Linked DNA regions of Homo sapiens: region 1 is linked to region 2. A link is a loop called in an ENCODE intact Hi-C map of the cell type or tissue named here. Cell type or tissue: chondrocyte. All regions are shown on one strand. Each heading gives the region's core, and the rest is flanking DNA. Links, peaks and the distances in the headings are about the cores only.

Region 1 (14,738 bases), core at 3,602-7,601, 58 kb before region 2:
TGGGCACGTGGTGGGCCCTCAGCGTAGCCAGATGTGGGACAGCATCGTGTGCATTTGTATGTTTGTGAGGCAAGTCACGTCTTTTAGGAGCACTTGTCATTTTGGGCAGCTGGGCCTTTTGCAAAGAGAAATATAAGAATAACCAACACCTTCCTCACCGCCCATCATGACCACCCTGCCCCACAGACACGGGTCTGAGCTGCAGTGCGTGGTCAAGGGCACAGAGGAGTGGGCAGCGGTGGCCGTGGGGACCGGATGAGCCAGCCTGGTGGGGCCTGAATATGGCAGCGCCAGGCAGTGATGCCACGTGGGCCTTGCTGGGGGCGGCATCCGAGGCTCAGCACACCTGTAGCTTTTGAAGGCCATGCCCTCCTGCTGGGTCTCTTGTCTTCACCCCTCAGGAGGCCTTCCCCAGCCTCACTTTTAACATCACAGCCTCTGCCCCTCTGCCCTGACACCACCCCCTCTGCTGCTCGTTCTCTCCTAGTGCTTAACTCGTGTGTTGCTGGGTTCTGTCCCCCTCCTTCTCTGTTGTATGCCCAGGACAGGGGTTGGCAGTGGCAGATGCCGAAGATGTGGATGACCACACGGGCGAACGAAGGCCCATGTCGTTCAGGAGGCCCCGAGCATTGGACACCCAGGCCCTGAGACGTACTCAGTTCGGTCTGCATCTGTTGATGGTGAATATTGCAGGACTGATAGCCACTGACCGCCTGTAGTGATGTGTGAGGACAATGAAGGCAATGGTGATTCACAGGCAGGCCAGCCCCATATGGGTGTTAGTTGTAAATTCATGGTTACATAACATAATAAATTTACCTACGAATTCATTATTTATAAACAAATGGAGACTCTGACAGCTGAGCTGGCACTCCTCGTTGATGTGAAAGTTGACAAGCGAGGCAGCATCCATACCTGTGGGTAGAGGGCAGAGGACTCAGTGAGGGCTCGGTGCCCTCTTCCGCAGTAGGAGAGGCCAGTGGGGCTGCTCAGGAAGACTCCCTGGGCGTGCACCGCGCACTGTATCCTGCCTGAGGGTGTGGGCCAGGGCGCTCCCTGGCTGTGGCCGCGTGGGGTTAGTGGCCTGCAGTGTTGACCGCTCACTCATCTGTACACCTGTGCACCGCACGCTGATTCACTGAATATTTGGTTGTTAAACAGCACCAGCACAGTGTTTTGGGTTTTGTTTTACAAAATGTTTCTTGAACCCTTGGCTTGTCCCTGCTGTGCTTTTCTTTGATACGTTGAAATGTAACAAGAATGCCCAAATAGTTTGCTTATACCAGATGTTTCACATCATGAAGAGAATATGGATTTGCAATGTGTGCAAGTATTCTTTTTTTCCCCAAAGAGCTATTTTTGGTTGCATCTTCCACGATAACGTGGGGTTCCAAGGCCAGGGTGTGTTTCCTCTGCAGGACGAGCGTGTGACTCTGGTGACCGCAGAGCCCCCCTGAGGCCCCCGGGTTCTGTGATCTCAGAAAGTGGTTAGAGGCGCATTCTCTTGACCAGAGAAACGCGTGGGCACTGCCAGCTGCAGCCACCCCAGTCTTCGCTGGCTCAGAGGAAGTGCATTTCTTTGCGGTTCATTTTGCACTGTGAGGAAGTGTGAAATCTCTGAAGCTCTCTGGTGCTTTTTGAAAAATCGGGAAATTCTTGCCATAGGAAATTCAGCAACTTGATGCAGTATGTGTCTTGGGGTGCCCCCCGTTTTGTAAATATCGTGTCTGTGAAATGAGTGTGTTTATTTATACTCCTGATGCTTTTTCTAGCTTAGGGGAATTTGGGACTTTGAAGGACATTTTTAAACCCCTCTGCCCCACAAGCTGTAACTAAGGGTTTTGGAAGCACACTCGCCCATCCAGCACCCACTTGCTGGGACCCCCTTCTGACTTGCTGCTTCTCTTTGCCCTCAGTGAGCACCTCGAATGCATTCCCTCACACTCTGTTAATACACCCGCCCATGTGTCAAGAGCAGCACGGCACAGTCATCCGCTTCTCACACTTCCTCACACCCTCCCTCTTCCTGGGCATTCTGTCTTAACCCCCTAACCTGGTACCAGCTGTTTTCTGGGACACCTGAGGGCTCTCCGGGCACAGTCCTGGTCCCCTCCTGCCCACAGCCTGAAGGGGCAGCTTTGTCCCACAGGGTGGACTTGCCTGCTTTGCAAGGCTGAGGCACATGCTCCTTGCAGATGAACAGACCTACAGCTAGGCGAGCATGCAGCACAGCCCGACTCAGGAGCTGAGGCCTCCCGCTGCACGAGCCCGGGCTCCCTCTGTGTCACTTGCTTCGCTCTGAGTCTTTGTCACCTGCCTGAATGCTCCTGATGCCTCCTAGGCCACTGGGGAGAGCTGTGCTTGTCCCACGCTCTGGCACAGAGTGTCTGTCCCGAGTGCTTCCTCTAAACCTTTCCTGTGCAGAAGCTGGGACAAATTCTGTGCATCCTGGTGCAGAACACACCTGTTCAGAAAGTAACTGGGTGGTGAGAAGTTTCCTTTGCAAATACCATTTGTGGCCATCAAGAATCACTAAATGACATTTTCTTCCGGAATGTACATATTACAATTCATCTTCAAAAGGCAAAACGGTTTCTCATCCAGTTCTTGAGAAGGGAAGGAAGGGAGAGTTTGAATGTTCGAAAGCCTTGAGGCTCTGGTCCCCTCATTTGACGTAAAACTTGCAAAGGCATTTGTAGGAATGGTTGGGGTGTGAGAGCAGGGGTCAGAGGTGCCCTCCTGGGAATGTCTTGGCTCTGAGAGCACTGCCCTGCCCTCCCGGGCTCTTGCTGGTGCCCCATCCTCCCGGGCCCTCGCTGGAAGCCCCGTCCTCCCGGGCCCTCGCTGGAAGCCCCGTCCTCCCGGGCCCTCGCTGGTGCCCCGTCCTCCCGGGCCCTCGCTGGAAGCCCCGTCCTCCCGGGCCCTCGCTGGTGCCCCGTCCTCCCGGGCCCTCGCTGGAAGCCCCGTCCTCCCGGGCCCTCGCTGGTGCCCCGACCTCCTGGGCCCTCGCTGGAAGCTCTGCTCATTTACTCCCCGTGTTACGGTTGTGCAGCATTTCCTGGATCCACAGTCAGGTCAGGCAATTCTGGGGCGAGCAGGCGTCGGGGAAGGGTTGGATGGGCGTCCCAGGCTTCTCAGAGCATCCCATCCAACTCCTGGACGGGAGAGGTGTCGTAAGGGTCCCTCAGGAGGGAGCTTGAGCTGGAAGCAGGGGTGAGTGAAATCAGGTTCAAGGGAAATTTTCACCAAGGTCATCCGCCACCCCCAGGACCCTGAGAGTCTCACAGTGGGTGCAGCCCCAGGCAGGTGGTGGTCCATAGGGGACAGCCCCCAGGAAGATGCAGGTGACAGGGGTGGGGTGGACAGCCCATGGGAAGGTGTGGGTGATGGGGGGACAGTCCATGGGAAGGCACAGGTGATGGGGTTGGGGACAGGTCTCGGGAAGGCACAGGTGACAGTGTGGGGTGGAGGGGGGCAGCCCATGGGAAGGTGCAGGTGTTGGTGGGGGGAGGGGGGCACGTTCCCATCATGCTTGTCCGACCTCCCTGGGTGGCTGGAGGAGGAAGTGATCCAGAGGAGGCCTGCCTTGGAGGCACCCAGAGCACAGAGGCTGGGCCTGGTGTGGAGCTCTCGGCCGACCTCGGGCCGGGCTTTACAGGGCATGTCAGTTAGGGCTCTGCAGAAAAACAGAACCGACCGGAGACAGATATGGGGAGGCTTATTATGAGCAGGTGTCTCAGACAGCTGCAAGCTGGAGACCCAGGAGAGCCGAGGTGTAGTTCAGTCCAAGCCCAGAGGCCTGAGGGCCAGGGGCGCTGGGGTAAATTCCCGCCTGTGGCCGGAGAATGGGAGATGAGCTGATCTGGCTCAAGCCATGAGTCAGGAAAAAGGGGTGACTCCTCCTGTCTAGTTCTCTCCAGCCCCCCATGGACTGCCCAGCCACACTGGGGAAGACCACTGGCTTCACCGAGCCCACGGATTCAAATGGGACCGCCATCTGGAAACACCTCCCAACACAGCAGGCACGATGTTTAATCGCAGCACCCAGTGCTGCAGGTGGTTGATGTGTGACATCGGTCAGCACACTAGGCCTGTGTCCTCATTAGTTCGAGGGCCGGCTGTGACTGCCAACAGTAGCTTCCCATCTGAGTCAGGATTTCAGCCCAGCCCTGCTCTAGGCTTTCTGAGTGAGTCTCTGGGGCTCTGAAGTGATGAGCTTGCAGGTGACAGGAATCCTGCGTCCCATTCCCTGGGCAGGTGCAGCAGGGGCTGGCAGGCTGCCTCATGCACGGGTAAGCCCCTGTGTGTCCCATAGTAGGACTGAGCATCTGGGCCCACCTGTCCTAGACCCACCTGTCCTGGGCCCACCTGTCCTGGGCTGACCAGTCCTGGACTCACAAGGTGGCTCTGACTGTCCTTCCAGGCCTGTGGAACCGACTCCCGTGGTCGCTGTTGAAGCCCTCTATGGTGAAATGCTCCCAGGAGCTGCAGACTGCCAGACAGCTTTACTTAGGATGATTCCCTAGAGGGAGTCCTAAACCGAGTCAGCTTGGGGGCCGCCTGCTCCTCTCTCCCTTACGCCCCTGTCTGTGGAGTTCTGTCCCTTCCAACGAGGATGCTTAGGGTCGATGTGCCTGTTAAGGGCTGAGTGAAAACGATGGAGAAGAAAGGGATCCTGGGCCTTCCTCTCATCTGGCTGCTTGCACCACTCAGGCCCCGCCGAGGGCTCTGCAGAGAGGCAGGCAGTCCTGCCAATAGGGACCTTCATGAAGCACCCACATTCCTTACCACCTTCTCCCCTCACAGGAAGGAAGCAGCAGGGTTTCTGCTGGTTGAGCTCCTCCTCCAGGCTTCCTGGATAGGAAGCAGTGGTGCTGCTCAGCACACAGCCCCTCAGTGCCTTCCCTCCTCCCCCAGGGCTGGGGTGGGCTGGCGGGGCCACCCCTGCTGATCCATCCCTTGGCTTCTGGGCCCAGCTCCCCTGACTGCACAGAGGGGACTGTGGAGCTGTGGGCTGGGGCCTCATGGAGGCATGTCCTCCTTCCCAGCCAAGGTGCTGGGATCCTGACTGTCACCTGCCCCAAATCCAGCCTGGGCCCTGTGCACCCTGGGATGGGTCACAGGAGGCCTGAGAACCAGGTCCAGGCTGCGGTTTGGGTGAAGGACAAAGGGACGTCCTCTTCTGCTCGCTTTGCCTGTTCTGCTTCTTCTGTTTCTTCATCTCGCCTTCTTTTCAGCTCCCCCTGGGCCCAGCTCCCTGTCCAGCACTGAAGACCTGAAATGGACCTTACTCAGCCCTGCACAGAGCAGGAAACTTCAGCCGCAGTCGCTGCACAGGGCTGGGGTGCGTGATCTCCAGTGGCAGGGGTGCGTGATCTCCAATGGCAGGGCTGACCTCCCACCCTCCGTCTGCACCGCCTCCCCCGCCCCTACCAGGGAATTGGCTTCAGGGGACTGGGAGCAATGTGGCTTCGTTTCTGGGCATCACGGCATCACCCAGACGCACAGCTGGACCTGCCTTCTGGCTCCTCCTCCACCAGGGACTGTGGGTCAGACCGAGTCACAGGCCCAGGTGCTCGTGGTGGGGGCCAGATGGGGTGGCCTTGGGTTCCCGGTGACACCTTGCTCTGAGTCTCCTCTGTGTGAAGAAACAGAGGGCCCTTAGCAGGACCCCATGGGAAGCCTGAGCCCCCAAGGGAGCCACTCTGCTCCAGCCCTTGCTGTGGGCACAGGGTCGCCCGAGGCCTTGGTGCTGACTTCACATTCTCGCTGTTCCAAATGAGCCCCTTCTTGGTTGCAGTGAACTCTGCAGCCGTGGGCGGACGGCTGGTAATGGCCCTGAGACTCTCCAAGGTGGCTGAGGTTCTGCGCGGTTGGCAGAGTGCTGGCAGGACACAGGGGTTGCCCAGGCTACAGATCCGGGTTCAGGCCCAGCCGTGGGGACTGTTCACCTCTGAGAGGGCAGCCCTGCCCCGCGGCCCTGGCCCTGCCCTGCACCCGGCTGGGTCTCATCTGACACGCAGCCTTCCAGCCTCTCATTGCCCGAGGGGTGGGCCCTGGGAGTGGTCCTGGCAGGGCCCCTCTCTGCAGACCCTGCGGGACCAGCAGGCCGGGCGGTGGCTGGGAGGCAGGGGACAGGTTGGCCTCTGCGGTCTTGGAGGCACAGAGCTCCTCCCGCCCTGGGCCTGTGGCCCCCTCCTGCTGGCCCAGCTGTGCCTTGTAAGGGCCACGGTGATGGCCCACCTTTCTCACCAATGCCCAGGAAGGACACCGCGCTCCCAGCTCCCTTCCTCCCCATCCACTCACCATGGGCAACTGCGGTGGCTGGGCGGAGGGGGGGTCTCTCTCCACATCACAGAGGAGGAGACTGGGGCTGGAGAGGTGGGGGATGGGGGCTCCCTCCCGGGGCGGACCCTCAGGTGGGACCCCCAGGCTCAGGGAGGGCGGGGGGACCTGGGGAGGCCGTGGCCGGGTCCGCCCGCCCCGTGTGCACCCGGAGCGCCCGCGCGGACCCCGAGCCCCATTCCCCGCCACGCGCCTGGCGCTCCCCGCGCTCCTGGGGCTCCTGGCGCCCTGCCCGGGCGGGCGGGGGCGGGAGCGCTGCTCGCACGCGAGGCCTGGCTGGCCCCATCGCGTGACGGCGCCGGCGGCTGCGGGGGAAGTAGGGGGGAAGTGGGCGGGCGCCCGCGGGGGGCACGCGATGCCGGGAGGGGCGCGCCCCTGCCGCCGCACCTACGCGCTTCTCGGGGAAAAGGCCGGGGCTGCCGGGTCCGCGGGGCGCATTGCGGGTGGGACGGGGTCGGCTCCGCTGCGGGAGCGACCCCTGCAATGGGGCTTGGCTGCACCGGCCGCCTGGGTGGTCGGTCTGTGTGCGGGTGACCCAGGCGTGTGCCCCCACCCGCGCTGCCCCAGCCCGCGGACCTCGGCGGGGAGCGCCCAGGGCCAGCACGGGGGTCTCACGGGGCGACCCCAGCAGCGTCTGTGTGGGGCCGCTCCTGCCCGGGTCTCTCCTCGGGCTCGGGGTCAGCTGCTGGGACACCCGGGGCGCCTCTTGCCCTGGCTTCTCCTGGGTCTGCACTTGGGAGAAAGATCTTGATTTTCACTGTTAAAAACCTTCAGCTTTCTGAACACGCGTATTGTGTGAACTGTGGCGTCTCTGGCTGAGCCTGGAGGGCAGGAGGCTAGGATGCTGGGGTTTCCAGGTGGGAAGAGGCCGCCCTTGCCCAAGGGATGCCCCCACCTCGGTGGACTGTTCATGCTTCCTCGGAATAGTCCTGCTTTGTGGCAGAAGAAATGGGGCAGTTTTTGTTACATTTAGTGCAGTGAACAAACATCCAGTTTTTACCAGCTATGGGAGTTGAGGGAGAAATGAGGGCTCAGAGACCAGGGAGGGAGGGGAACAGAGAGGCCGAGTCCCAAGGCCACCCGGTGCCACCGTCTCCGGGCTTCTGGCTGCCTCACCTCCTCACTCGGGCCCTCGCCCCCCACGGACACCTTAGCTCGTCAGCATCCCTGCAGCTGGTACCTCAGATTCTGAATCAATGGCTCCCAGTATGGCCTTTCTGGTGGAGGGTGGGGTGCTAGCCCAGTCCAGCAGCCGGTTCCGGGGTCCTGGCCTGATGGGGAGCAGGTTAACCCAGCGTCCGGACCCCACCTGTGCTCACCACGGCCTGGGGACACCACAGACGCTGGTCCTGTGGGTCTGGGGGCTGCCGGCCCAGGGACTGTGGGGTGAGGAGAGCTCAGAGCAAAGTGTGAACCACTTTGACTAGCAGGTGGATGCCTTCCTGGAAGTCCAGGAGGATTCCTGGGAGCAGGAGCCAGTGACCCACAATGAGGTTCAGGCCACACACATTTCAGAGCACTCTCAGGTGACAGACACAGTGCCCCTGGGGCTGGAGACTGGGAGTCCAGCCCACCCTGAGTGAGACATTATGCTTTTATTCAAGTGGTTATTCTAGTTCTTAAAATATCCAGCAGCCTCACATCATTTTGGGACTGTGATGGGCTACAAATAGACACGTGCGCTTTTCGATGAGGCGGTGCCCCTCAAACTTGATTTTCTGTCTGGGTCGGGCTCTTGCTGAGCAGTGGGGTGGAGGCAGCCAGGAGTCTAAGCTCGGCCCAGTGGGGAGTGAGGGTGGTGGGGGGCTGCTTTGGAAAGGGCTGTGTCTCCCTAACCCGCGGAAGTGGGCAGATCCGGTGAAGCATGGCCGCCTGGGCTGTGCCACGCCGGGACCCCGGCACAGGCTGCCCACCGTGAAGGACGGTGTGCTGGCCTTAAGGTGCCATGCGTGATGACAGTTTTTATGCCATCTCAAGGTCAGAACTGGTGGCAAGGTAGCATCTGCCTGAGCGGACACCACCTGTGACTTCAGCTGAGGATCCGGGAGACGCGGGAGCAGCAGATGCCCCCCCGGCCTTGCTGGGGTGCGCTTTGGTCCACGCACTGGGGCCAGCTGCTTGCTGGGACACCCTTGCCCCTCAGTCCTCTCAGAAGCTGGGGAGGGGTGTCCCTCCCATGTCTCCAGTGCCCATGAGGACACTGAGTGGGCAGTGAGCACCTGTGCTGGGTCCGGAACTCAGCCCTTGGTCAGTCTGGAAGGTGAACGTGTCATCTGTCCCCTTCTGCACCCAAAAATGGAGAATGCACCATCCTCAGGAGTGGGAGTGTCCTTGGGGGCTGTGCGCAGTCACTGGGAAGGGGGTAGCACTGGCGACTGTCCTGGACCTGCCTTTTCCTGCCCTGCGGTGTTCTGTGCGGCCCCTGGGGGCGTGGGGCCTGGCCTGCTTCTCACTAGGGAGGGGGCTGCGTGGGTTCCAGGAGGGAGAGGCGATGCGGGTGTGCAGGGCACAGAAGACCCAGGTGGACGCAGGGGACCTTGGCCCAGCCCTCAAAGGGGTGCAGCCCAACAGTGCCGTGGGTCTCAGGGGAGGGGCCGTAGGGACCTCCTGGGTGGCTTCAGGGGGATCTGGCAGGAAGCCAGACTTTGTCCCAAGACTGGGTGGGGGCCCTGGGGGGTTGGGCAGGAGGGGACAGAGAGCAGTTTCTGCAGAGCAGAGCGGGTGTGGGGGCGTCCTCAGGCCAGGCTCTGCCTCCATGTCCTGGTGTCCCCCTGCCTCTCCTGGCTGATCTGAGGCCTGTGTCTCAGCTCCTCCTGCCCCACCTTGGACTCTCAGGGCTGTGGAATGCTGCGTGGCCTGCAGAGGGGTCAGTGCAGCCCAGGCCAGATGTCAGGTGAGAACCGTGGGGTGAACGCGGGGAAACACAGGAAAGATGTGAATGAAGAAGAGTGGCCAGGCCAAGGGTTGGGGGTGCCTAATGTGTCTTTTCTTCTCTGACAGTCGTGCAGGAGCAGAGCTCACGGCAGCCTGCGGCCGGCGCCCCCTCGCCCGGAGACAGCTGTCCTCTTGCAGGGTCTGCCGTGCTGGAGGGAAGGCTGCTGTTGGAGGTGAGTGCCACCCTTGGTACCTCGAACACTTGACACTTGGTTCTCCGTGTCACGCGTGTTCAGGCTCAGTCATACTCCGTGTCACGCATGTTCAGGCCCTCACCCAGGAGGCCCTTAGGTTGTGAGGTTTATAACTGTCAGGAAGCGTAGGCTCCAAAATCTGTTGAAGAAGGGTGTCCCTGGGTCGGGGTCAGCCTTGGGTGTGAGCCTCGTAGGCTGGGACAGAGAAGGCAGCCCGAGAGCTCTCGGCCTTGTGTGCTACATCAGGAAATCATCCTCATTCTGCACCGTCTGCTTTTGCTTGTCGGTGAGAGAACCTTGTACAAAATTAAGCCTTTTTTCCCCCAAAATGAAGGATTTGGCAAAGTCTACACTGGGCTTCCCTGGTGTGGTTTCAATCTTGGGGTGGCCTGTGTGACACCCTGGAAGCTGTGGGCCTGGGCAGGAAGCTCTGTGGTGAGGGGGCTTTTCACCCCATCTCCCCCATCCCTGCGACTCTGAAGTGCTGAGTTGTCCTGTGCTGTAACGCGGGGCCTGTTACCCCTCTGGGAGAGGAGACTGTGGACCATTTTCCTAAACAAGATAAGATGGTGGCATGGAGCCTCCGGGGTGAATCCATTCGCCATTTTGAAGATGAAGGGGGTTGCTGCCTCCACCAGTGGCTGGAGAGACATGGGCCCTGGGTGGTCCCAGGATGGGGTTGAGTGGGCTTGCAGGGAGGAGGCGGGGACAACATGACATTTCCTGGGTAACAGGGTGGGCTCCAGCCGGAACTCAGGACCCCTGGGTGGGGCAGGAGGGCACCAGCCAACCCGCTCCAGATGAGAGGGTACTGGGGCCCTGGTGGCAGGCTGCCCCACAGCCAGCAGCCACTAGTCTCCCATGGAGCTGTGCACCCCCAGTGCCTGGGAGGGGCTGCTCAACCCCCTGCCCCAGATCCTCCTGTGTGTCTCCAGGTCAGTTCACAACCCCCAGCTCGCTCTACTCTGTCCCCGCTAGTGAATGGGTCCCAGCTCCTGGGGCCTGGGAAGCCTGGAGCCTGCGGGAGGGAGGCCTGGGCCTGGTTCCCTGCTGCTGGACTTCCCACCCTGCTCCCAGCAGCGTGGGATATTTTGGAGCTACCTTCAGGGGGACTCTCCAAGAAGACTTTGGAAGAGGCATGGAGGCTGGGGGTCAGGGTCCGCCCGTCTGCTCCTGACACTGTGGCCCTCCTGCTGCCTGGCCTGACTCCCCTACCTGGCCAGAGTGCTGGTCACACCCACTCTGTTCTGGGGGAGGTTGAGCAGTTCCCGAAGTCTCAGTCCACTGCATCTGGTTCATGTCCTCTGGCCCACGGAAATTTCTGGAAGTTTGCTTAGATTGCATCTGGTAGGTTGTATGGTGAGGGTTCCTCACTGATTGCCAGGGCAGTGAAAGGGGTTATATGCTCTTTTTGAAGCTTAAAAATATTCCAACAGGGCAAAATAAGCAAAGCAAGCAACAACAGCAGCAAATCCCAGCTTTTATTTCTAATCTTCAATCTCTTCACAATAAACTGAAAAAAAGGGGAGGTTTATGGCAGGGCACCCTAAATCCATAAACCGCCTTGAGCCGGCACAGGCTTCAGAGTGCTGTGGCCATGGTCTGTTGATTTAAGGTGAGGAAGTAAGGCTTGGAGCCACCAGGTGCCCTTTGGGGCTGAGCTGGACCCAGCGCTTCTGTTTATTTATTTATTTAAGATGCTCCACACGTTCAGAGAGGCTTTAGTAATGATCTAGAAATGACCCCTGAGAGTGTAGTCTGGACCTGGTGTTTCTTTGTCCTGAGTTCACTGGCTTGTCCTCCAAGCCTCCGGCCTTCCCCAGGGAAGCCAAGACAGATGGGCCACAGCCCGTGGCTTCCCCTGGTGCACATCTTGGTGCAGGTGCTAAGAGTGGGAGGATGGAGGAGTGGGGAGAGGTGGGAGACTGGAGAGGGAAACAAGGAGGAGGGCTCCAAAGACATGTGAGCACACAGAGGAGGCCCTGAGCTCCCTGCACAATACGAGTCAGAGCTTCTAGGTTTTCATTCTGTCTTTTAGGTGGGCTACAGGGCTGTTGGGTTTAGCATGACTCACTGGAGCCACGGATGTGGCCTGTCTCGGGCTAGGATGCTGTCTCACTGACTGCTTAAGTTCAGCTAGAATTCAAGTGTATGGTTACTGCAGGATACATTTTCTAACACTTATTTAAAAATTTACATACACTAAAGTTCATTCTTTTCGGCATTCAGTGGGATGTGACTGCCACCGTCATGAAGATTCAGAGCCATCCCCTCCCCAAACATTTCTCCTCTGCTGCTGTTTGCAGTCACAGCCCCCTGCCCCCAGCCACGGCCGATGTGTGCTCTATCCCTGCAGCCTGTCCCTTGCCTTTCTCTGGATGTCTTCCACACGGAGTCACACGCATGGCCTTTGGAGGCCAGCTTCAGTCAGCACAGTGCTGTTGAGATTTGCTCACGGTGCTGCGGGTCACCAGCTGGTTTCTTGTTGTTGCTGCCGGTTAGGATTTGGGCTCATCCACGGTGCTGCGGGCCGCTGGTTTGTTTCTTGTTATTGATGAGGTATGGACCAACCCCATGTGTCATTCAACTGTTGAGGGATATTTGGGTTGTTTTTAGGTTTTGGTGTTTATGAATGGAGCTGCAGTCAATAGACGTTCACATACAGGTGTTTCTATGAGCGTAGGTCTTCGTTTCATGAATAGTAAGCGTGTTTTTAACTCTTATCCCCCAGCAGTGAATGAGTGTTTCAGTTGCTCAGCATCTTTGGGTTTGCACTTGGTATTACTTTTTTCAAAGCCATTTTAATACTGGAATCTTGTTAGGGTTTTAGTTTGGATTTCCCTGTGACTAACAATGCTGCATATCTTTTCATGTGGTTATTTGCATCCGTGTGTCATCTTTGGTGAATGGTCTTTCAGATCTTTTGTGCATTAAGAAAACCAGCTCATTTGCTTGTTTACTATTCAGTTTAGAGATCTCTTTATATATTCTGGAAACATGTCCTTTCTCATATGTATGATTTATAAATATTTTCTCGTAGTCTGTGGCTTGTCTTTTTATTCTTTTGACAGGATATTACAGATAGTGAAAGTATTCCATTTTGATTAAGTTTAATTTATCAATTTCTCTTTTTGTAGATTGATTTTGTTGCCACATCTCATTACCTAACCTAAGGTTACAAAGATTTTTCTTTTATGCTTTCTTCTAAAGTTGTATAGTTTCATATGTTACATTCTGGTCTATGATCCACTTTTTGTTAACTTTGGTATGAGATGTGTGAGGTAGGGGTCAAGATTTATTGTTTTTGCATGTGACTATCCAGATGTCTCAGCACCATGTATTAGAAAGACTATCTTTTTATACTGAATGGCGTTTATACCTTTGTGAAAAATCAATTGGCTGTATTTTTGTGGATCTGTTTCTGGACTCTGTATTCTGTTCTATATATCTGTATTTTTAACCTTTTAACAATACCACATTATCTTACCTACTATAGCTTTAAAATAAGACTTGATATCAAATAATGTGAATCTTTCAATTTTATTCTTCCTCAGAATTGTTCTGGCTATTCTAGTTCTTTTTTTTCCATATAAATTTTAGAATTAGCTTATTGACCGATATCTACAAAAATCCCTGCTGGGATTTTGATTGAGATTGTGACATATCAGTAAATCAATTTGGGGAGCATTGGCATTTGAACAATACTGACTCTCCCAATCCATGAACATGGTATGTGTCTCTATTTAGGTTTTCTTTAATTATGTTCATCGGTGTTTTGTAGTTTTCAGCATACATATCCTGCATATTTATGTTAGATTCATGTTTAAGTTTTATATTTTTGTTCTTAATGTAAATGAGACTTTTTTAATTTCAATTTTTAGTTCATTCCTAGTATATAGAAGTACAATTTATTTTTCTAGGTTGACTTTGTATCCTATGACCTTGCTAAACTCATTAGTAGTCATGGGAGCTTTTTAAAATAGATTCCATGGGATTTTTTAAAACATAGATTTTATTAGTCAGGAGTCTCCAGAGATACAAAACCAATAGGTTATATGTGAGGAGCCTTATTAGAGGAATTGGCTTACATGATCACAGAGACAGACAAGTTTCACAATAGGCTGTCTGCAAGCTGGAGAACCAGAGAAGCTGGTAGTGTGGCTCAGTCCAAGTCTGGAAGCCCCAGAACTAGAGAAGCTGATGATGCAGCTCCTAGCTCAAGGCCAAAGGCCTGAGAGCCCCCAGGAGGCCACTGGTGCAAGTCCTGGAGTCTAAGAGCTGAGGAACCTGGATTCTGATGTCCAAGGGCAAGAGGAGAAAAAGGCATCATTCCCTGGAAGGGAGAGAAAGAGAGAACAGAAAGCAAATTCTCCTCTTCTTGTGCCTGTTTTTCCCAGCTGGGCCTCCAGCCAGTGGAACTGACCCACATTAAGGCTGATTCTTCCTCTCTCAGTCCACCGAATCACATGCCAATCTCCTCTGGAAACACTCTCAGAAACAATTCTCCACCAGCTGTCTAGGCATCTCTCAATCCAATCCAATCGACACTTGAAATGAACCATCACATAGATTATAATTGTTGTCTGAGAATAGAGTTGGTTTTATATTTACTTTTTCAATCTATGTGCCTCATTTTCCTTCCTTATTGCACTTCTAGGATGTCCAGTACAGTATAGATTAGGAGTGGTCAAAGAGGCTATCTGCCTTGTTCCTGATTTTAGGGGGAGACCTTTAGTCTTTCAACATTAAATATATTAGCTTAGGTTTGCTTTTTTTTTTTTTTTTTTTTTTTTTTTGAGACAGAGCCTCACTCTGTCACCCAGGCTGGAGTGCAGTGGTGCAATCTCGGTTCACTGCAATCTCTGCCTCCCGGGATCAAGCAATTCTCTGCCTCAGCCTCCCAAGTAGCTGGGATTACAGGCATCCACCACCATGCCCAGCTAACTTTTTGTATTTTTAGTAGAGACGGGGTTTCACCATGTTGGCCAGGCTGGTCTCGAACTCCTGACCTCGTGATCCACCTGCCTTGGCCTCCCAAAGTGCTGGGATTACAGGCGTGAGCCACCGTACCCAGCCTGCTTTTTTTTGTTTGTTTTGTAAATGCCTCATATCAGATTAAGAAATTTCCCTTTTATTCCTTGTTTTCTGAGAGCTCTTATTGTGAATGGATGTTAAATCTTGTAAAATACTTTTTCTGCATTTATTGAGATGATTATGGTTTTTCTTCTTTAGACTGTCAATGTTGTACATTACATTGATTTTAAA
Region 2 (14,738 bases), core at 5,102-9,101:
GTGATGGTGTGGGGGTGTTAACCCATGTGTCTCTGGTGGGGGGGCGAGGGCCGGTGCTGAGCTCTGTGCACCCTGTGATGGTGTGGGGGCTTTAACCCACGTGTCTCTGGTGGGTGGGAGAGGGCTGGGCACTGAGCTCTGTGCACCCTGTGATGGTGTGGGGGTGTTAACCCATGTGTCCCTGGTGGGGGGGCGAGGGCCGGTGCTGAGCTCTGTGCACCCTGTGATGGTATGGGGGTGTTAACCCATGTGTCTCTGGTGGGTGGGAGAGGGCTGGGCACTGAGCTCTGTGCACCCGGCGATGGTGTGGGGCTGTGACGCCTCTGGGCATGCGTGATGAGTCAACCGTGAGGCCTGCTGTGGTGGACAAGCCAGGTCGATGAGAATGTAAAACTCTGCAGTAGGTTTATACTCTAGTTGTACCTTTATTTAAAACTTATTAAAATATTTTTTAAAATGTGCCCCACATCTGCCAAGGGCTGGCAAACTGGGAGAGCCTCTGGCTGTGGCTGGCGTGAGTGGCTGAGCCCATGGCATCTGCTGAGCTTTTTGGTTTCACCCTCTTCTCTTGCAAACAGATACTTGGGGTTTTCACTTCTGCTATTTGACCATTTCTTCTTCCAGCTCCTCATTGAATCAGAGAACTCCTCCCCATCGGACATGTCAGGGCAAAGGCCTCCCACCCTGTCCCAGAGCCCTGCCCACCTTGCAGACCCTCCAGGCACTGTGGTCCCCCTGGCCACAGCACAGTCAGCCCTGGGTCATGGCCCCTCAGAGCCCCAGTGGTGGCCCTTGCTGTCTCCTGGCTGCAATTCAATGCCACAAGGCCCTCAGACCCCAGCACCCCACAAGGCCCTCTGACTCCAGCACTGTAGCTGGGCAGGCCCCCTGGGCTCAGCTTTCCACCCATTTGTGGACCCATGACCTCCTGGGGACCTTGGGTGCAGACGGTCCCCATGGCAGAGGTACCTGTGGGTCTGCCTGTTTCTGTGTCTTTCCCACCCACTGGGTGCCTGGTGGAAGGACCAGCTCTCCACAGGCCCCAGATCTGTTGCCACGCACACGCCCCAGGGCACATCTTTCATTTAGGTAGCTAGGGACAATAAAGTTTTATTTATTTATTTATTTATTTTTGATGGAGTCTCGCTCTGTCACCCAGGCTGGAGTGCCTGGTGCAATCTCGGCTCACTGCAAGCTCCGCCTCCTGGGTTCACGCCATTCTCCTGCCTCAGCCTCCTGAGTAGCTGGGACTACAGGCGCCTGCCACCACGCCCGGCTAATTTTTTTGTATTTTTAGTAGAGACAGTGTTTCACTGTTGGTATTTTGTTCTAAATTTTGAGGAAATTAAGATACTTACTTTTATTGGCTAAGGAATGTTGTTCGTTTTTTAAAATTGTATAACCAATTCCTGGTTAATTAAAAACTCTTATTTCTAGGTGACCCAAAATTGGAAGGATTTTACTGTGCAGCCACTGGAATATAGTTTAAAATGGAATTGTCAAACAAAGAACTGAATGGAGGAAACAAGCCAGAGAAATTAGATTGATGCTAAAATATTGCAATAAGGTTTACACAAATACGTGTCTGATTCTGTTTTCCCATTAAAATCCATTCATCCACAGCACCATAAAGGGCTCCTGTATTGACACAGAATACACCAAGACCCTGCAGGACCTCACGGCTCTTCCCGGCTTTCACCCTGAGTGGTGCAGTCTTGGCAATGCGGGTGTCATGGAAGCTCCCTCATGCCACCCACAGGGCCAACTGAAAATGGTAGTTTTTGAGATTCGGCTGAAATTAACTTGGGAGCTTGAAATCAGCTGTGTTGGGAATATTTATACTAAAAAAATTGGCAAACACTGCATATCTGGGAATTTTTCCCCCTGGAGAGCTAGATGTTAAACATTTCCCAGCACACCGCTGCCTTGAATCCCCACCAATTATGTGACTGCTACACAGCAGGTGTTTATTATTTGTTTAATATATCCATGGACAGATGGAAAGATGGATGAATGGATGAATGGATGGTTGGATAGATGGGAAGATGGATGGATGGATGGATGGATGAGTGGATGGATGAGTGGATGGATGGATGAGAAGATGATGGATGGTTGGATAGGAAGATGATGGATGGATGGATGGGAAGATGGATGGGTGGATGGATGGATGGACAGATGGAAAGATGGATGAATGGATGGATGGATGGTTGGATAGATGGGAAGATGGATGGACAGATGGAAAGATGGGTGAATGGATGGATGGATGGTTGGATAGATGGGAAGATGGATGGATGGATGGATGAGTGAATGGATGAATGGGAAGATGACGGATGGATAGATGGACAGATGGATGGATGAATGGGAAGATGGATGGGTAGGTGCATAGATGGACAAATGGAAAGATGGATGGATGGACGGATGGGTGGATGGATGGATGGATAGATAGAAAGATGGATGGGTGGATGGGTGGACGGATGGATGGATAGATGGATGGGTGGATGGATGGCTAGATGGACAGATAGATGGGTGGATGGATGGATGGATGGGAAGATGATGGATGCATGGACAGATGGATGAATGGATAGGAAGATGGATGGATGGATGGATAGATGGGAATATGATGGATGGGTGGAAACATGGATAGATGGATGGATGGGTGGATGGATGGATGGATGGGTGGGTGGGTGGCTGGGTAGATGAATGTATGGGAAGATGGATGGATGGAAACATGGCTGGATGGATGGGAAGATGATGGATGGAAACATGGATGGATGGATGGATGGGTGGATGTGAAGATGGATGGGTGGGTGGATGGATGGATGGGAAGATGATGGATGGATGGGTGGGTGGATGGATGGGTGGATGGATGGATGGATGGAAAGATAGATTGGTGGATGGATGGATGGATAGAAAGATAGATGGATGAAATAAGGATAGAGGGTGGAGCCACATTGTGGGGTGATTCTTCCATACAAGGCAGGAGTACCCCTGAAGGCCCTTGGTAAACAACTAAATTATACATCAGCCTTCCCTTTGTAGAGAGATATTTTATTTTCTTATATAACAAACTCCTAGCTTACTTGCTGGCTTTTAAAGTCTCACTGTACACCCTAGATAAATAAAATCAAGTCGTGCCTAAATTTCATAATTACAAATGAAGAATTGATAATTTGGAAATGGAGTGTTAAAGCTGAAACAATCCTTGGAGATCATCCACTCCTGCGAATTCTTGCCAGGGGTTTGCCGCTGGCCCGGCTGTGGGCAGGTGGCAGGTCCCACAGGCGCAGTTCGTGCCACCTGCGCATGGGGTGGCACACATGAACAGGCACACACGCGGGAATGAACCTGTCAAAGGCCGTCGCCGCGGCTCCAGAGAAACTGGGAGTGGGGGATGGTTTCAGGATGATTCAAGCACATCGAATCACTCTGCAGGCCCGGGGGTCACAGGCTTGGCAGCTGCGGCTCTGCTGTCCCGAGCCACTCATGGTGAGCTGCCTCCCTACGAATTCCAGCCGCTGTCGCGCCCTTGAGTTCTGTGTCCTGTGACCACCTTGCCAGGCCACTTGGTGAACACGCCTTCCTCTCTGTCTTTAAAACACCAGACGATGCAGTTTCAAGGAAAACTAAAATTCCTGTTTGGACAGAAGAAGAAGGCGCCGTCAGGAGCCATGCTCCCGCCGCGGCTGTCGCTGTTCTGCATTGCGGCACCCGTTCTCCTCCCCTCCGCAGCGGAGATGAAAATGAGGAGCGCGCTCCTGAGGGCAAAACCCAGAGCAGACACCGCAGCCACCGCGGATGCAAAGTGAGTAAGACTCGCCCTTCACAGCCACATGGTGCCTGCTGGCGGCCCCCACAAAACACCTCCACACTCAGTGTTTTCTGTGTCTTCTTTCTTCATTTCCAGCCAGTAATAAGTCAGTTTCGTGTCGTAAAAGTCATTACACAACATAGGCAGCAGCGATTAGATGAAACAATGTTTTTCAAACTCGTATTTGCAAACTGGCACCAAACGTTGCCTGTATCGATTCATTCCTAAATCATCCTGTTACAGAACCAGTTTCAGAATAAGTGTCCTGACCCCGTGTCCTCAAGAAAATGCGGAGCTGGCTGTGGCCCCTGCCTTTCTCCATCTCTTGGCTGCCCGCCCTTCACACCGTCTGTCTATGGACAAGTGGAGGTAGTTCCCGGCTGCAGGACATGCCGGAGAGATGCGTCCCTGGTGGGCAGATGGAGGGTGAACGGCACAGCTGCCCCTCCAGCTGGTCCTCGTCCCTGGCCAACCCAGGCCTACCCACAGCTCCCTCAGCCTTTCAGAAGTAGAAAACACCCTGTTGGTCCCCGAGCTTGTTGGTACTAGGGACCAGTTTGGTGGAAGACAATTTTTCCACAGACTGGGAGTGGGGGGATGGTTTCAGGATGATTCAAGCACATTACGTTTACTCACTATGCATTTCATTTCTGTTTTATTACATTGTAATATATAATGAAATAATTATACAACTTGGCATAATGTAGAACCAGTGGTAGCTCTGAGCTTGTTTTCCTGTAACTAGGCGGCCCCATGGCGGGGGTGGGGGTGATGGGAGACAGTGACAGATCATCAGGCATTAGATTCTCATGAGCTCGAACCTAGGGCTCTCCCTCACATGCACAGTTCACAACAGGGTTCACAGTCCTGTGAGAATCATGCCCCAGCTGAGCTGACAGGCAGTGGAGCTCTGGCGGTCACGCGAGCAGTGGGGAGTGGCTGTAAATATAGATGAAGCTTCACTCGCTTGCGCAGGGCCCACCTCCTGCCATGCAGCTTGGCTCCTAGAGGCCATGGACGGGTACCAATCTGTGGCTGGGGGCTGGGGACCCCTGCCCTTGGGGATTCGTGTCTATAGTTTCCTAGAATGTGTTAAGTCTGCCTTGCGTGCTGGGAGAGATGCAAATGCTGTGCCTATAGAAACTGTGTTCCACCTGCTGGGAACACACCAGTGAGGTAGGGCCGGGGCTGCCAGGATGCCAGAGATCCAACTTCCTCTCAGAGAATCGTGCAGGAGTGAGGTAGGGCTGGGCCGCCAGGATGCCAGAGATCCAACTTCCTCTCAGAGAATCTTGCAGGAGTGAGGTAGGGCCGGGGCCGCCAGGATGCCGGAGATCCAACTTCCTCTCAGAGAATCGTGCAGGACCCCTTCCCCGGCCACCTGGGCGAGTTGCCGCTCCTGCCACTTCCTCCTGGGACAGCCTGATGGGGCGGGGCTGAGCGCAGGGCAGAGGGGTGGTCTGGGCCGGCCCTGCCCCTGCCCCCTGGCCCTCAGCCCCCGGGTCCTTGGCTGTCGGTGAGGTGCTCCTGCTCTGTGACTCCGAGACCCACCCGACTTGTCCTCGGCCCCTCGGCGCTGCAGGCCCAGGCCCTGGTAACCAAGTGCAGCTCAGCCTTGCCGCGCGATCCTGCAGCCGCCACTGGGCAGCCCGCTTTGTTCGTGGCCTCCCCACTCTGTGGGTAGCAAATACTGAGTGGGAAAGGAATCTTAGCAGGCGTCGAATTCAGCTCCCCAGCCAGCCCAGTGGGAATCTCTGGCATAGCGCCCAGGAGTGATTGGCTGAGGCTGCACAAACCCCACACGGAAAACATTGCTGGGTTCAGACAGAACCTTGAGAGCAGATTCTTCGTGGTGTGACTCGAATCTCACTGCCTGGGGTTGCCACGGCCCTGTGTTGGCTGAGCGCTCTCTGCTCTGTTTGCCTTGCCCCGGGTTACGGTTTCCAGATATGTCCTGATTCCGATGCTCCTCCTCTGTGCATGGACAGCCCCGGGGATGTTCACAGCAGATGGAGCTGTGCAGACCGGAGCAGACGTCCCCGCCCTGTTCTGGGCGCTGCCTTTACTGCTGTACCTGCTGTGGCAGGCGCGTTGGGGTGATCTTAAGTTGCAGTCACGTGTGTTGCCTTGTGGTCCGACTTTGAATTCTAGCTGCATTCCTTAACTTCCATTAGTATTCAATTTCATTTTTTAGATGCGGTCTTGACTGACCTTGTCAGAGTCCAGGCTCCCGAACTAGTTTGAGATCTGGGACTCAGCAGCACCCGGCACGCTGCCGTCCCTCCTGTTCTTTGGCGCCTTTGACGGGCAGCACATCTTCTGTATTCACACCCGTGCCCTCCGTGGGAGCACCAGGACCCGCCACTGAGCCCCCTCTGGGAGGACCCCGTCACACGCCTGCTGGCTTCCCGATGCAGAGGATACGGCCGAGGGCCCTTTCGCCCCAGGGGACCTGCAAAGGAGGACCTTGGAGGCTCTGGGACGCCCTGCTCAGTGTCCAGGGTTGACTGTGAAGGGCTTCTGTCTGCAGGCCCCAAGGCCACCTTGCCGGCACTCACGGTGGTCTCTGTTGTGGGCGTGAGTTCCATCCTCACCTTTGACCTCTTTCAGATAACCGTTTAGACAGCTCTACAGTCTGACAGCAGCAGCGGTTATTTGAAGGTTTTCATGCTGTGTTGGTTTCCACGTTCGTTACTCATTTCTGCTTATGAGCAGCTTCTGCCTGGGCCCTGCTAGCCCCACCTCACTGCTGCTGTCTGAGGGTGGACAGAGGGCAGCTCCAGGGACGGCCAGGACACGGGTCAGCCTGCTGAGGCCCACACATCTCTGGAAGGTTTTAAATTAAATGTATGTACCTTATTTTAAAGGATGGAAATGTAGAGTGCAAGGGAGGAACATAGAATTCTAAAGGGAAAAGAAGTAAATGCTACATAGGTGCACAGAAAAGGACCTGGGGTCTCTGCAGGGCTCGGGCCCAGGTCTTCCGGCACCTACAGGGACCACGCAAACCCTGGAACACTGTCCTCCGCTTACCGTCACCGTGGAGTTTCCACTGCACATGGCAAGCCCGGTCTTCCCTGGGAGTTCCCAACCCTAGAAGCAGAGGGGACGCAGCCCCCTGGTGTCAGAGCAGGGCAGGGCAGGCCTGGCCCTGTGTGCGCACAGCCCTGTCCCGGCCCTGGGGTGGAGCGTAGGTGTGGGATCACAAGCTCAGGTGTGGGGCCGAAGGTCACAGCGCTCCTCCTGCGGCCTGGACGAGACCCCCTGTGGGGCTGTGAGGGTGGGGTGGAGCCCAAGGCACATAAAGCTGGCACACAACTTCAGCTCAACAAACATGTTATTCAAACTCAGAAGGGGGAAGAAAACTTGCCAAACCAAGAATACTGACTCCCATGAGCCGAAGGCTTTTGGAATTCTCCCCACCCTGCTCTGAGCTGGATTCAGAAGCCGGCTTTCAGGATACACCTTGTGGTCCACCAGTCCTGAGCCGCAGGACTGTGGTCCAGGGCACCACAGTGGTGCAAGATGCAAGGTGCATTCTGCAGAATCAGAGCCCTGAGGCAGTGGCAGCAGCCTCCAGCGGCCCCCAACAGCAGCCCCCATGGCCCCCAGCAGCGGCCCCTAGCAGCCCCCAACAGCCCCCCAGTCTTCCACAGCTTTTCCCACAGGGGTTTTGTGACATGATCTTGATCTGCCTCTTCCTGAAGCCCATTCTGTGAATTCCTCTGCTCGCCATAATTCACTGGGACCCCCATGTCAACACACCCTGTGCTTTGCAGCCATTCATGGACATAGATGGGGCATTGTGAGTCTTGTGTTAGTCATGGGCCTCCTGGAGGTGCCCAGAGGACAGAGAGGAGGGCAGCACCGGAGCTGTGGCTGTGGGGCCAGTCAGATGGGTTTGAACTCAACTCTGGGACCTGCTGGTGGGGCAGCGCTACTTACTGTTTCTCTTTTGAAAAGCAAAAGAAAATAGAATCTACCAGGGTGAGTTGTTGGGATTTAAGATTCAGATCAGTGTGATGCGTGTGTGGGTACACACACATGTCCCGTGTGAGTTGGTCTCCAACTCACCTCAGTGTTCACTTCCTGGAACATAACTACCTGGAGTCATGAGAATGGACCGTATTTTCTTTCTGGCCTTCCAGGAAAAAAATATAAGCTCTAAAAATCATCCTATGATTTTATCCTTCTACTTTCTGAAGCAAATTCATTAGCCCTTCATTGGCCTGAAAAGTGACGTGACAATATTTTCAGTAAACCTGTAACTGAGAAAATAACTTTCCACACTATAAAGAATTAAACAAGAGTGAACTATTGTTTCTGTCTTCACTGCTCAGGTGTGACAGCAATACCTGTCATTATTAATTTCTACCATCAAAACATGTTTCATCCACATGTCATCTTGTTCATCCGTCACATGTCACATGTTCATCTGTGTTCTTCACAGAGTAAAAGCCACCACCAGTCTGTGCGAATCGGAACTGCATGGAAAACCCAATTACTCAGCAGGTACTTAGAACATTTCTTATCTGATCTTTTCCACATGGGTAAAATGTGTTTCTGCCCTTGGAGAGCTTCCCCGCCCAGTGGAGATGTTGGCGTATTCCATGGAAAAGCCATTTTGCAGAGACTTGGTGTCTGTCCTGCTGTGGACAAGTGCCGTTCCTGGGCTCTGGTCTGTGCATTTCTGAGGAGCCGATGGGTCCTGCCTTGCTGAGAACAAGCAACCGTCTTCCAGGAGCTCCTCAGCTCGCACCGTGACGGCTTCCCCCCCCTCTAAACCCCAACAGGAAGGAGCAGCAGAGAGAGCGGCGTTTTGGTGCTCAGGGAACAGACTGACGCTGGCCGATGGGCACAGGTTCCCGCCAGGGCCCCATGCCTGTGCCTCCGGGGTGGCCCTGACCTTGTCCTTGACCCCAAGGGGGGCTCAGGGTAAGTGGTGCCAGGCAGCCTCCCCCAGCCCTGGCAGCTCCCTAAGTCACCGTGGAGGCCAAAGAGCGGGTGGGGGAGTGATTAAGAAGAAAAATAAAAAAGACGACAGCAGCCTTGGCCACCACACGAGCCACAGCTAACCTTACTCTCTGTGGAGCTGTCCACACAGCTTCCCGGACTGGAAGTCACGTGTGTCGCTGGGGACTGACCCCGGGAAGCAGTGGTCCAGGGATGTTGGGAGCGAGGATGCCCCGTGGGCTCTGGGACCCGCCCTCACCTGTCACTCGGACCCTGGGTCACCCGGCTCCAACCTCATCTTGCCTTTGCTCAGAGCCCTCTCTCCCCCCTCTCCCTCCCCAGGGCCTGCCTGCCACCCAGGTGGGCCTCCTCCCCTTTCCTGACCAGCCCAGCTGTGCCCCACAGGCCCCTCCCCACTCTCCAGGTCACCATCTCACAGTCATGCAGTGCCAGTCCCAAGGCACGTGGTGTCCTGTTGGTCAGCAGCAGAGCTTGGCCACAGAAACTGCTGGACATGGTGTTTTCTGCTTTGCAGTTCCCTGGGACCATTTGCACCGCCCTTCCCCACCCCTAACGCTAGTGACTGGTGTGGCTGACACTGGACAGCTGGCATAGGCCTCACAGAGACATCTCCCTGAAGCCTGCACCCTCGCCCCACCCTGGGCCTTCCTCACTCGCCCCAGGCACGCAGTGGGGGTGGGGTGCTGGCACAGCCTCCTGGGCTGCTGGGGGGGTTAGAAGGCACAGCGCAGTGAGGGGTCGGTGTAGCAGCCTTGGCAGATTTAGCATCGTCCTGATTTCGTAGCCTCCCTTAGAGACCCCCACCCAGGGCAGCCAGACCTGGTGTCTTCAGCTGCTGTCAAATGGGCCCCGTCTTTTCTCTGCAGGGACAGGGAGGAGGAGCAGCACAGGATGCTGAGCAGGGCCTCTGGAGTGACAGGGCGGAGGGAGACTCCAGGACCCACAAAGCCCCTGCCCTGGACAGCGGGAAAGCACAGTGAGGATGGTGCCAGGCCGAGGCTGCAGCCCAGCAAGAATGACCCGCCCTCCCTGCGCCCCATGCCCCGCGGCTCCTGCCTGCCCTGCCCGTGTGTCCAGGGCACTTTCAGGAACTCGCCCATCTCTCACCCGCCGAGCCCGTCCCCCAGTGCCTACTCCAGCCGGACCAGCAGACCCATGCGGGATGTCGGTGAGGACCAGGTGCACCCTCCCCTCTGCCACTTTCCCCAGAGGAGCCTGCAGCACCAGCTCCCTCAGCCTGGAGCTCAGCGTTTTGCCACGAGGGGCTATCCCATGGAGGACATGAAGCTGCAAGGTGTACCGATGCCTCCGGGGGACCTGTGTGGTCCGACGCTGCTGCTAGATGTGTCCATCAAGATGGAGAAGGACTCTGGGTGTGAGGGTGCTGCAGACGGCTGTGTGCCCAGCCAGGTGTGGCTGGGGGCCAGTGACAGGAGCCACCCAGCCACCTTCCCTACCAGGATGCACCTGAAAACAGAGCCAGACTCTCGGCAACAGGTGTACATCTCGCACCTGGGGCACGGCGTGCGGGGGGCTCAGCCCCATGGGAGGGCCACTGCTGGGCGCAGCAGGGAGCTGACCCCTTTCCACCCTGCACACTGTGCCTGCCTGGAGCCCACAGACGGCCTTCCCCAGTCGGAGCCTCCCCACCAGCTCTGTGCACGGGGCCGAGGTGAACAGTCCTGCACCTGCAGAGCTGCTGAGGCCGCCCCTGTGGTCAAGCGGGAGCCCTTGGACTCACCCCAGTGGGCTACTCACAGCCAGGGAATGGTGCCCGGGATGTTGCCCAAAAGTGCCTTGGCCACGCTGGTCCCGCCCCAAGCTTCGGGGTGCACATTCCTGCCATAGCGCAGTGACCACCATCCAAGCTCAGATCTGTGTGTCTACGCTCAGATGCGTCGGTGGCTGGGCTGCCCTGCTCCTGGTCAGGCCGGAGCCCGTCCTAAGACACACGCTTTGCAGAGCTGTGCATGCGCAGTCTGCTAGTGTGTGTGTGCAGCATACGCAGGAGCCTATCCTGAATTTTGTAAAATATCCCAACAGTTCTTAAATGAAAACTGGCCTTAAGTCTATTCAAGCATGACAGCATTTCTCTTTGAGGAATTAAAATCTTTAGGAAAGTGATCATGGCTGGACAGCTTCATGCCCCAGAGGCAGCGAGCACCCGTCCCATGGCTGCCAAGTCCACAGTCGGGGATGAAGCAGTCGGGTGATGCTCCCAAGTCCGCAGTCGGGGATGAAGCGGTCGGGTGATGCTCCCAAGTCCGCAGTCGGGGATGAAGCGGTCGGGTGACACACCTAGCTCAGCCCTCCCAGGCCACCTGCAGCTCCCAGCCTGTGCTGTGCAGGCAGGGTCAGCCCATCGCCACAGTGCACTGTAGAGGCCAGCACACGGCAAATTAGAAATACAACACGCGGAGAAAGGGGTCCGTGAGCCCACTCATAGAGGAATCTAGAACGTTCCAGGCAGCAGAGGCTGGCAGCGTGGGTCCCACACTGCCCCACACCGTGCGGCAGGTGCTCCATGGCGCCATGACAGAGTCTGAGGCCAGACCTGGACTGGAATTGACAGCATAACCCCTGTTCCTTCTGGACATCTCCCGAGTTCTCAGTGGGTCTCTGCGGACGGTTCTTCCTAATCTGCCTCTTGGTACATCACGTAATACAGAGTTCACAGACTCCGGGTTTGGAAGTACAGAGAAACACACAACGTAGAGAGAAGACACAGGAAACTGCGCTGCCTGTGGGGGTTTCTCTCTGGCTGGCTGTACAGTTCACTCAAATGAGGGTTCCCATTGCCATCCTAGGAGAATAATTAGGGACAAGACAGACAAGTATTAATAGCATTAAAACAGTTGTAAAGGCGATATTTTCTGAGAGTAGGAAATTTGGATACAAAAGCATAAGTCAGAAAGTGAAGGTCACCAATCCACCAACCCGAGAACCTACAGCTGATGGTGCATTTCAGGCTTCTTCCACGGTCTGGCCTGGAACCCCACCCGGCTGGTGCAGGCATCAGATCAGGGTGTAGAAGTCACCCCAAGCAAGAGGAAGCCAGGCAGTGAGGCCCTGGGGTGTGGCTGCAGCTGGGCCCACCTGTGCGGGGGTGGGAAGGCCCCATCCTCAGGGAGAGGGCATCGGCGCCCTGACGTCAGCTCCACTGGGAGTGGCAGGAGCTGTGGGAGCCCATGGGTGAGGGACCCACCACCCCGCTGCACTGTGCATTGTGCCTCCCGTGTGGACGCCCTCTCTGTTGTTGGCCCGCGGGTGAGGGACCCACCACCCCTAGGGACCCACCACCCCGCCGCACTGTGCATTCTGCCTCCTGTGTGGACGCCCTCTCTGTTGTCAGTGGCTTTGAGGTGTCAGTGCTTACTTAGATGCTGGTTTAATGCTGGACCCATTTGTTAAACGCACCTTCACTTTGTCAAAACCCAGGTTTGGTTGGCAGGACTGGGTCTTCTGCCCAATGCCAGGTGCCTGCGCCTCTCAGTGGCCTGGTTCTTGGACAGTTTGCCCCCATGTGGCAGGGATAGGGATAAGGATCTCCTCTCAGTACTGGAAGAGAACAGCCAACCATCTGAGCCCAGAGTCACAGATCCATCGTGGCCCCCTATGACCCCCAAGCCCTACCGAGGGGGCACTCACTCTCTGCTTAGCCAGGGGGCGTCTTTCAAAAGGTGACCTCCATGCTGTGCTGTCGTGGGTGTGAGACGTGCTCATGGCCTTCCACTGCCATCTCTCCCTTATCTGATGCCTAAAGTCACGATGGGGACAGAGCTACCCAGGGGCCAGCCATGGGGTGACCAGCCACCTGAGGGTCAGTCACCTGTGGAGAGCAGGCACCTGTGAAGACCAGGCACCTGAGGACTGGCGCCTACTTCCCACTTTGGCCCTACACTGGCACAGAGCCCCTCTTTATTCATTTCTCATGCTGAGCATGGCACACTTCTGGCCTCTGGGCATTTATGGATTTAAGACCAGGATGGTATTTCAGAAGCTTCCCACTTCCTTCCTATTCTAACCGAGTGCCCAGCTCCTTTGCTGATCATGGAAAGACCCTTAATAATTAGGCCTGCAGGCCAGGCGCAGTGGCTCATGCCTATAATCCCAGCACTTTAGGAGGTCAAGGTAGGAGGATCGCTTAAGCCCAGGAGTTCAAGACCAGCCTGGGCAACACAGGAAGAATGTGTCTCTACAAAAAATAATTAAAAATCAGATCTGCTGTATCCCTGAAAAAGTCTCAATCAACATGCATGTTCCACTCTTGGAGTTCCCTGTTCTGAGGGCCAGCCACGTCCTGTGTCCTGGAGCTTAGCCCTCAGCAGCTCCCTTCAGCCTGGGCGCCGCCTGGGTCCCAAACGTGGCAGCTGCTCTTCCAGTCTCGGGGCCGAGGAGGGCAGGGAGCTCAGTGACTGAGAGTCTTGTGTATCACATGTCTTGAGTGTCCTGGAGCCAACGGCTGTCACTGGGAAAAACACCAGGCCCCAAAGATCGAATCAGAGACGTGGCTGCGTGTTTGCGATTGTAGCCAGGCCCTTCAGTGTCATCAAAGGAGCACTGGGGCCTCCTTAAGCACAGACGGCAGCCCCTGCCCAGGAGGCTTCTTCACCACGTCCTGCCCTGCAGCCTCCCAGACCTTTAGATGCGCCCCTGCCCAAGGCCCTCCTGGTGACAGGTGCCAGATTGAGTGGTGGGTTGCTGCCAGGCAGGCCACGCTGTGTTGACGCTGCACTCAGCACGTGGGTGTTGGCTCTGCCGGTTTTGTGGTGTGGGGACCCTACAGGAGGCTGCGGCCCTGAGAGCCTGGGATCAGCGAGGTGTCCGACATCCCTTCCTCAACGGCAACAAAAACTCCCCAAGTCAGCACTTTGGTTATTTTATAGCCACAACCCTCTTGGAAAACAGTGGGGAAGACTATGGAACATAGAAAGTGTGGATGTATCACTTCTCTCTAAAATGTCATTGTTAGCACTAATTACAGGTTCATGTTTTTCTGTGTATGTAGCTTTTCCCTATATAGCTGAAAAAGTATTAAAGTCAAATATAAGGTGGGAATGGGATGGAAGGGAGGAGATCAATACAACTTATATTTTTGCAGTTTCTACTGGAAGAAAAAAGTTTTCAATACCTAGACCAACTTGTTGAATTTTTAAAACTTATGCACTATAAATGCAACTTTCTCTACTGCTTTCTCAGTGCCTTTAGGAAGCTTTCAAATTTTTTTGTACTGTGGTTTGTATTAAATTTGCAATATTGATGTAAAATACATGACATGCTAGTACATGTTTAACAAAAATTTAAATGTTTGCGGAAGTCTGCGTGATTTTCCAAAGTCACTTTATTTCCTTTAAAGAGTGTGCTGGTTAATCTACATTCTAAGACAGCCTTTCACCACTAAATATAAGGCAGCAATAAAAATAAAAACTCTAGAGCCGCAAGCCTCGTGAAGGAGGAGAAAATGCCTGCCATCTCCCTGCTCCTGACCAGTGGCATCTAGAGAGGGCCTAGGCCCCCCTCCCCTGTCACTGAGGGTCAGGGCCCCTCCTGGGTGCTCTCAGGACGTCCCAGACCTGACCCGTCCTGTAAGAAGTGAGGAGGGTAGAGCTGAGGGCACTGTGGGTCCGGGGCCATGCGGGGTCCACCCTGCCTGGCACAGGGCCTGCACGACAAGCCCATGGGAAGGGGGAAGGGCCCAGGCAGATTACGGCCAGACCCCTCAATGCCATCGAAAAAAGTGCTGGGGTCTCCTTAAGCACAAACGGCAGTCCAAGGCCCAGGGAGCTGCGCTTTTGTTTCCTTTCAGGCATCTTTAGAGCCTGCGCAGCCCCTGCCAGGCCTCCTTCGCACCCTGCAGCCCATCAGCAAACCCGTCCTGGTCACTCGTGTAAGACTCCCGTGTCCTCCCCCAGGACCAGGCCAGCCCTCCCATCTGTGGCCCCACAACTTGACCCAC

What was found. Hi-C counts contacts between places; a loop is a spot of excess contacts. Peaks named below come from ENCODE experiments on the same cell type or tissue, not always from the same donor. Only the 100,000 strongest peaks of a DNase experiment are listed, where the experiment ranks them.
Region 1: a loop joins it to region 2, with 3 times the contacts of the local background. A loop is called at or near these places in 4 of 110 quality-filtered maps.

Annotation. Positions count from the first base shown.
Region 1 is chr5:367,265-382,002 of GRCh38, forward strand. It overlaps AHRR (aryl hydrocarbon receptor repressor), which reads left to right. Exons shown (of 11, transcript NM_001377236.1): 4 at 9,346-9,452. It overlaps PDCD6-AHRR (PDCD6-AHRR readthrough (NMD candidate)), which reads left to right. Exons shown (of 13, transcript NR_165163.2): 6 at 9,346-9,452. Among named protein-coding and RNA genes, the nearest start is that of AHRR, 53 kb to the left of the region's middle. RefSeq lists enhancers at 1,264-1,373, 2,024-2,133, 3,580-3,719, 4,600-4,659, 5,447-6,077 and silencers at 6,090-6,169, 6,450-6,909, 6,960-7,099. In chondrocyte, for the core only: no CTCF peak of the experiment used is centred there; DNase peaks (open chromatin) are centred at 5,347, 5,967, 6,297, 7,567 and 4 weaker places.
Region 2 is chr5:424,205-438,942 of GRCh38, forward strand. It overlaps AHRR (aryl hydrocarbon receptor repressor), which reads left to right. Exons shown (of 11, transcript NM_001377236.1): 8 at 3,603-3,802; 9 at 8,259-8,320; 10 at 8,602-8,743; 11 at 9,649-14,081. The coding sequence ends at 10,630. It overlaps PDCD6-AHRR (PDCD6-AHRR readthrough (NMD candidate)), which reads left to right. Exons shown (of 13, transcript NR_165163.2): 10 at 3,603-3,802; 11 at 8,259-8,320; 12 at 8,602-8,743; 13 at 9,649-14,081. Among named protein-coding and RNA genes, the nearest start is that of EXOC3-AS1, 12 kb to the right of the region's middle. RefSeq lists enhancers at 487-1,106, 6,654-6,933, 7,074-7,193. In chondrocyte, for the core only: CTCF peaks have their summits at 6,932 (motif pointing left) and 7,141; DNase peaks (open chromatin) are centred at 5,387, 5,847, 6,217, 6,947 and 3 weaker places.